Linked DNA regions of Homo sapiens: region 2 is linked to region 1. A link is a contact called in ENCODE Hi-C data. All regions are on one chromosome and are shown on one strand. The core of a region is the stretch at or near the end of the contact, and the rest is flanking DNA. Distances in the headings are between cores, read along the strand shown.

What was found. A loop is a pair of places that touch in the nucleus more often than their neighbours do. Pooled maps may share reads with other maps.
Region 2: a map of Caco-2 shows a loop between it and region 1 (4-fold over the local background). The contact joins the promoter of TACR1-AS1 here to the enhancer-like site in region 1. A Hi-C loop is called at or near these places in 1 of 168 maps with a recorded cell type or tissue (Caco-2) and 3 of 50 pooled maps.

Annotation. Positions count from the first base shown.
Region 1 is chr2:75,098,489-75,101,229 of GRCh38, forward strand. The region is part of intron 2 of TACR1 (tachykinin receptor 1); the gene reads right to left. Among named protein-coding and RNA genes, the nearest start is that of MIR5000, 9.0 kb to the left of the region's middle. Within about 2 kb of position 1,268, at least 2 of the 41 ENCODE cell types and tissues checked have a DNase peak (open chromatin) inside an H3K27ac peak, as active enhancers do.
Region 2 is chr2:75,153,011-75,155,748 of GRCh38, forward strand. It overlaps TACR1-AS1 (TACR1 antisense RNA 1), which reads left to right and starts at 1,308. Exons shown (of 4, transcript NR_168010.1): 1 at 1,308-1,561. The region is part of intron 1 of TACR1 (tachykinin receptor 1); the gene reads right to left.

The DNA.
Region 1 (2,741 bases), core at 18-2,517:
GATGCCTGAGGGAGCAGTTGTCTGATGAGAAAGATGAAGAGAGACCTCTGAGAATAGCTGCCTCAATATTGGCCAATCCTTGAGGACCACAAAGCCTTGAAGTGAGCGACTCTCATCTGTTAAGAGACTTCCAGGCTTCAGTCCCTGAAACCCACATCCCTACCAGCCTTGCTCACCACCACATCCAGCTTGCTCTAGGAGTGGATTCTCATCCCCCAACTTCTGGGTTGGTCCCATTAGCTAACCCAGTCTCTCCCACTTTCCTCTCAAACTCTCCTGCTCTGCCTTTGGGTTCCTGCTTTGTGGCAGGCAATCTCCTGTCAATACTTGAAATTTTAGGAATGTTCTTTTTAATTCCAGCCTTAATAGAACTCTGGCTGCTTCCTGAGAATATGTGTTCTTTGTAGTTCTTGCAAATTAAGGCTTTTTTTTTTTTTCTTTTCTTGCTCTCACATTTATTCCCCTCAGAACCAGCAGGTGGAGTGAGGGTTCTCCTGCTCCTCCGTGCCACTTCCAGACCACTTCCCCTTGTGTCCTGTCAGATGCCACCCCTCTGAGGAGCACATATCCTGCCACATCTTCTTTTTCACTTGCTGCTGTCACTCTCCAGCCTCCTGGTCACTCTTCCCTGATCACTGAGGACCTCAGCTCTGGCTCGGAGCCTCCCTCACTATCCCAGCCTCTGTCTCACCCCAGTGACTTCATCCTCCTTGAGGAGGACCACCCAGCACTCTGGCATCTCAGTGCTGAGACTCCTCATCTCCAGTGAGCTCCTTCTCTCTTTTGCATCAGTTATCTGCATCCTGGCCACACCTGGGATATGCATGACTTTTTAAAACATCCTGTCCATAAATACCATGTCCATCCTCCCAAGTCACTTGCCTGAGTACCTCTGCTGTTACAATTCTCTCTGTGGAAACTCACATTCACTGAACCTGACATTTTCTTCCTATTCCTCAGACTCTTCATGTTTTCTTTCCTTCCTTGTCCATCAATCTAATCACTCCTATACAAGTCACCTCCAATTCCCTTACTCTTTCCTCCTTCTATGATACTCATCTGATAAAAATCTCAGGCTGAGATGAATCCAGCCACCCACATTCTTGCCCACAGCTGCCCCAGAGGCTGAACCCAGGGAGAGGTTTGCGCGGCCAGGTTGACTGATGTCACTGTAGATTCTCAGGCCCCTTTCCTTGCATTCTCAGACACCACACCTCTAGTTTCTCTCCTACCCTGCTGGCCACTGGCTCACAGCCCCTTTTATCAAGTCCTCCTTTTCTATCGACTTCCTCAGGGCTTTTTCTAGACCTTCTTCAGCCAGATCTCCCCAGGTGATTAATCTGTCCCCAAGGTTGTAAATCCATCTATGAGCTTATGACTCACGTTTTTATATCCATACCTCAGACCTCACAGAACACATATGTCCACTGGGATGCATTTCACAGGCGTTTCATGACCACTGTCTTCTTCCAGCATTTATTCCCCATTATTGTTAGAATAAAGCATAAACTCAGTGATCCTACAATACTCTTTATGATTTCCAGCCTGGGATCTCTTCCCTTATTCCCATTCTTCCTCACCTACCATGCCACCCACACCCCCACACACATCACACACTCCACATAGCCATGCTGAGTTTTTTCAGAGAGGCAGGATGATGTAGTAGCTAATGAGTGAGCTCCAAAGACAGACTCCCTCAGTTCAGATTCTGGTTTTGCCACATACTTGCTGGAGCACTTGGACAATTTGCCTACCACTTTGAGCTGCTGAGGGGATGAAATGAGATGATGCATGCAAAGTTCTTGGCAGAGTGCCTGGAACATCATAGGTGCATAATGAATGCTAGCAATTATTATTTTTAAATTTAGTTTCTTTGGCATAAATTATAACCTCTCTTTCAAATCTTTGTGCATGTGGTTGTCTCGATTTGGAATTCTTTTTTCCAACAAACTCTGCCTACTGATTTGCTTCCCTCATCCTCCAAATGCCATATGACTAACTCATATCTAACCTCCAGGACTCAGCTGATTACTATCTTGGTCTGTTGAGCATTTCATGACTCTGTGGTAATGAATGGCACTGTGGATTTATTGCAGCACTAACTACTGTATCCACATGCTTGCTTCCCTGCCCAAGTGTGCAGTAGACTCTAAGAGCTTTAAGGTGACGAGTGTGATAGGTCATTGTTTTATCTATAGCATAGTACGTACTATAAAGTAAGGGTTCATAAATATTTGCTAAGTGAATGAATAAAATGATAAATCACATTGCAGAGCCATAGCTCTCTCATTGTGAGAATAAGTCAAAAAATAATGTTCTTGGTAACTATAAGGAAATTTTGTGGTTCAGAAGAATGCAACCTTCAATTCACTGAATATTTTTGGTAACATAAATGTGTCCCCTGAAATAGATTACTATAAGAAAAAAATACTGTTGAAATAGCTAATTTATGTACTTAATAACATCTGTCTTCAAGAAACAAAAGGAGACTTCCATGAAATGAGTTCCAATGTCTATACCCAGACAACCATGATGAAAAATGTGGTTGCTGTATTAAAAAAAAAAAGAATGATGAATAACATGTTGGACACGGCAGAAAACTGAATTAGTCAGGCAGAGGACAAGTTGATTATTCACTGAGAATATTTTAGAAAAAGGAAAACAAGGTGAAAATAAAGATAAGAATATAATAGAAATAGAAGTGAGATTCTCAGCAATCCTAGCTTCTAATAAGAAGATAT
Region 2 (2,738 bases), core at 58-2,557, 55 kb after region 1:
TCCTGTTTCAGTTTCCCGAGTAGTGGGACTACAGGCGTGCACCACCACGCCTGGCTAATTTTTGTATTTTTTAGTAGAGATGGGGTTTCACTATATTGGCCAGGCTAGTCTTGAACTCCTGACTTTGTGATCTGCCCACCTTGGCCTCCCAAATTGCTGGGATTACAGGCGTGAGCCACTGCACCAGCCTAAGACTTCTTATAAGAGTTCTTTTAGGCAAAAGCTCAGCAGAGGGCAGGGTAGGAACAATACACAATCACCTTGACTGAGTCTAACAAGATGCTATGGCAAGAAAGCACAGGAATTGTCAGAAATCTTTTCTGAAGGCATCCAAGCCTCAGTGGGATGTTATGAAAGACTGCTTCTCAGAAGATAGTCCTGACACCTAAGTGGGTGACTGAGCTAGAACCAGCTACTCACTTGCTGAGAATTATTGACCTCTCTTGTGAAATGTCAATATTGACTGACTGCACTCTGAGCTGTGCTGTTAAAGGCGTTCAGTTTTACAAGGGAAGCAGAGCATAAGGTCTGATGTCTCTTCCAGATCTGATGACCTAAGATTTGTTTATAGGATCAGGAAAAAAACCCATTAAAATACATCTCTTAATTCTTAGAGTATTATTGAAATTGTGTACAACTTGGAGAGAAGCAATGGCAAAACTTCTGAAATTCACCTGGCACATTCCCTGTTTCCTTCCATGTGGCTGCTAACCCTTTTAAGTTGTGAAGACAGAGGATCCAGGTGGACCAACCAGGGATGCAAAAGGGAGGAGGTGGTTTTAACTCCTGTGTGCAAGGATTTAATTCCTCACGTATCCTCTCTTCCTATTCAAGCTAATTCCAGGTCATCAGTGTACTCTAAGTATTCTAATCAGATTCATTAAATTTTTTTTCCTGGAATCACTGATGGTGGGCAGCACTATTGAGCTTTATTCAGGGTGTGGGACTGAGGTCTCTCCATGAGGCCATTCACTTTTGATAAGGAAACTGGCCTCACTATAGGAGTTCAGTAAAGGCCCAGCTTGCTGGCTCACTGATTAATTGAAGGGCGGGGGTGTGGGGCTTGCTGTGCACAACTAAAGTTCACTTGGATGCCCCCCTCACTGCCCAAAGCAATGCTTGGCCTACAGGAAGCTGAGCCTGCTGCTGCCTTCCTCCCGGCTCCTGGCTCCCTCGGGATCTGAACACTCAGGGTCATGCTGTTGCTGCCCAAGCAGGAAAATCCTGTTTCTGAAAATCCCAAACAACAAACAGCTCCCCTACAGAGCTCATGGGGGAGTAGTCAGAACCTCCAGACTGAGCATGTCACAAGGAAGGACTGCTTTGCTGAAGCCACTCACTCCGGGAGATTTATAATTGGAAGTTTGGCCCAGGGAGATAATCAGCCAAGAGCGCGCACGCACACACACACACACACACACACACACACACACACACACACTCTGAAGAAACCCAGTGGAGATTCAGCACTAACCCACCACACACACACACACACACACACACACACACACACACACTCTCTGAAGAAACCCAGTGGAGATTCAGCACTAACCCAGCACAGGTGAGTGAGAAATTACAACCTGTCAGCCAATGAGCCATGGTGATTCCCTCTGAAGAGGGTTTCCCAGCTATCATTCCCTTTCATCCCCACTGTAAGTTAGGCCCTCGTGCATGTTGCCTGGACTGTGGCTGGAGTCTCCTAACTGTCTTGTCTTCTCTGGGTTTTCTGGCCCCAGGTCTCTCCCTGTCTATCTACCCTGCATCCCTGCTGCTGTTGGAAGAGTCCCCTAAAAGACCTTCTCCACAGCACTGCTTAGCTCCTGGTACTCCCTTATCCCTCCTTTCGGCCCATCCTCTGCCACTGGCTTCCAAGTTCGCATTTGGCCTGCTCCCTACCTCAGTCCTGGGCAGTGAGGCAGGAAGCTGCCTTTCTCCTCCAGATGAGTCTGTGCTCTGCCTCTCTCCTTTGCGTCTCCAAATTCACACTGAGCATGAACATCTCTGACCTCACCTTTTCAAACCAAATGAAAGGGCTGCATAAGGACAACTTAGTTTATTTTGGAAGGCTGTTACACTTTGACCTCCATTTAAAAAACAAACAAAAAAATCTAAAAACCCCAAAACGTTGAGGGACTGTTCCCAAGCCCCAGCATCTTTGCCCCATCCTCAAGCCTTCCAGGACCCTCTCTCCATTCTTGGGATTGCAGCTCCTAACGTAGTTCTCCTCTTCAGCTCAAGGACAATTCTAACTGTCTTCTTGCCTGGTATGGCTTAATGAGCCTCAAGCTCACTTAGCATCATCTGGATTTAATTTCCTCTCTTGCCGTGAGCAACCTTGGCTCATCTTTCTGCCTCTCTTCTCCTCTCCTCTTTTTCCTGTCTCCCCCTCCCTTTGCTTACATGCCCTTCTTCCCCCTTTCTCTCCTCTCTCTATCTCTACCTCTCTAATGTCCACAAGTGCCTCACAACTGCCCCATTCAACCCCCACCTGAGTATCACCAGCTCTTCTGGTCCAGCTCACCTGTAAAATCTCTATTCCATCCAGAGAGGCCACCATCTCCTGTTCTAAGGGTCACATAGCTCAGATACAGACAAACAAGGTCAGGACAACCACCCTCCTGCCTTGGAAAATCACCAATTACCCTCCATTATTATATTTCTTGTGAAGCTACATTTACATTTTATCATATCCACATAACAAGAGAGAGAGTTTTAAAAAGGAGAGTGGTCAAATGTAT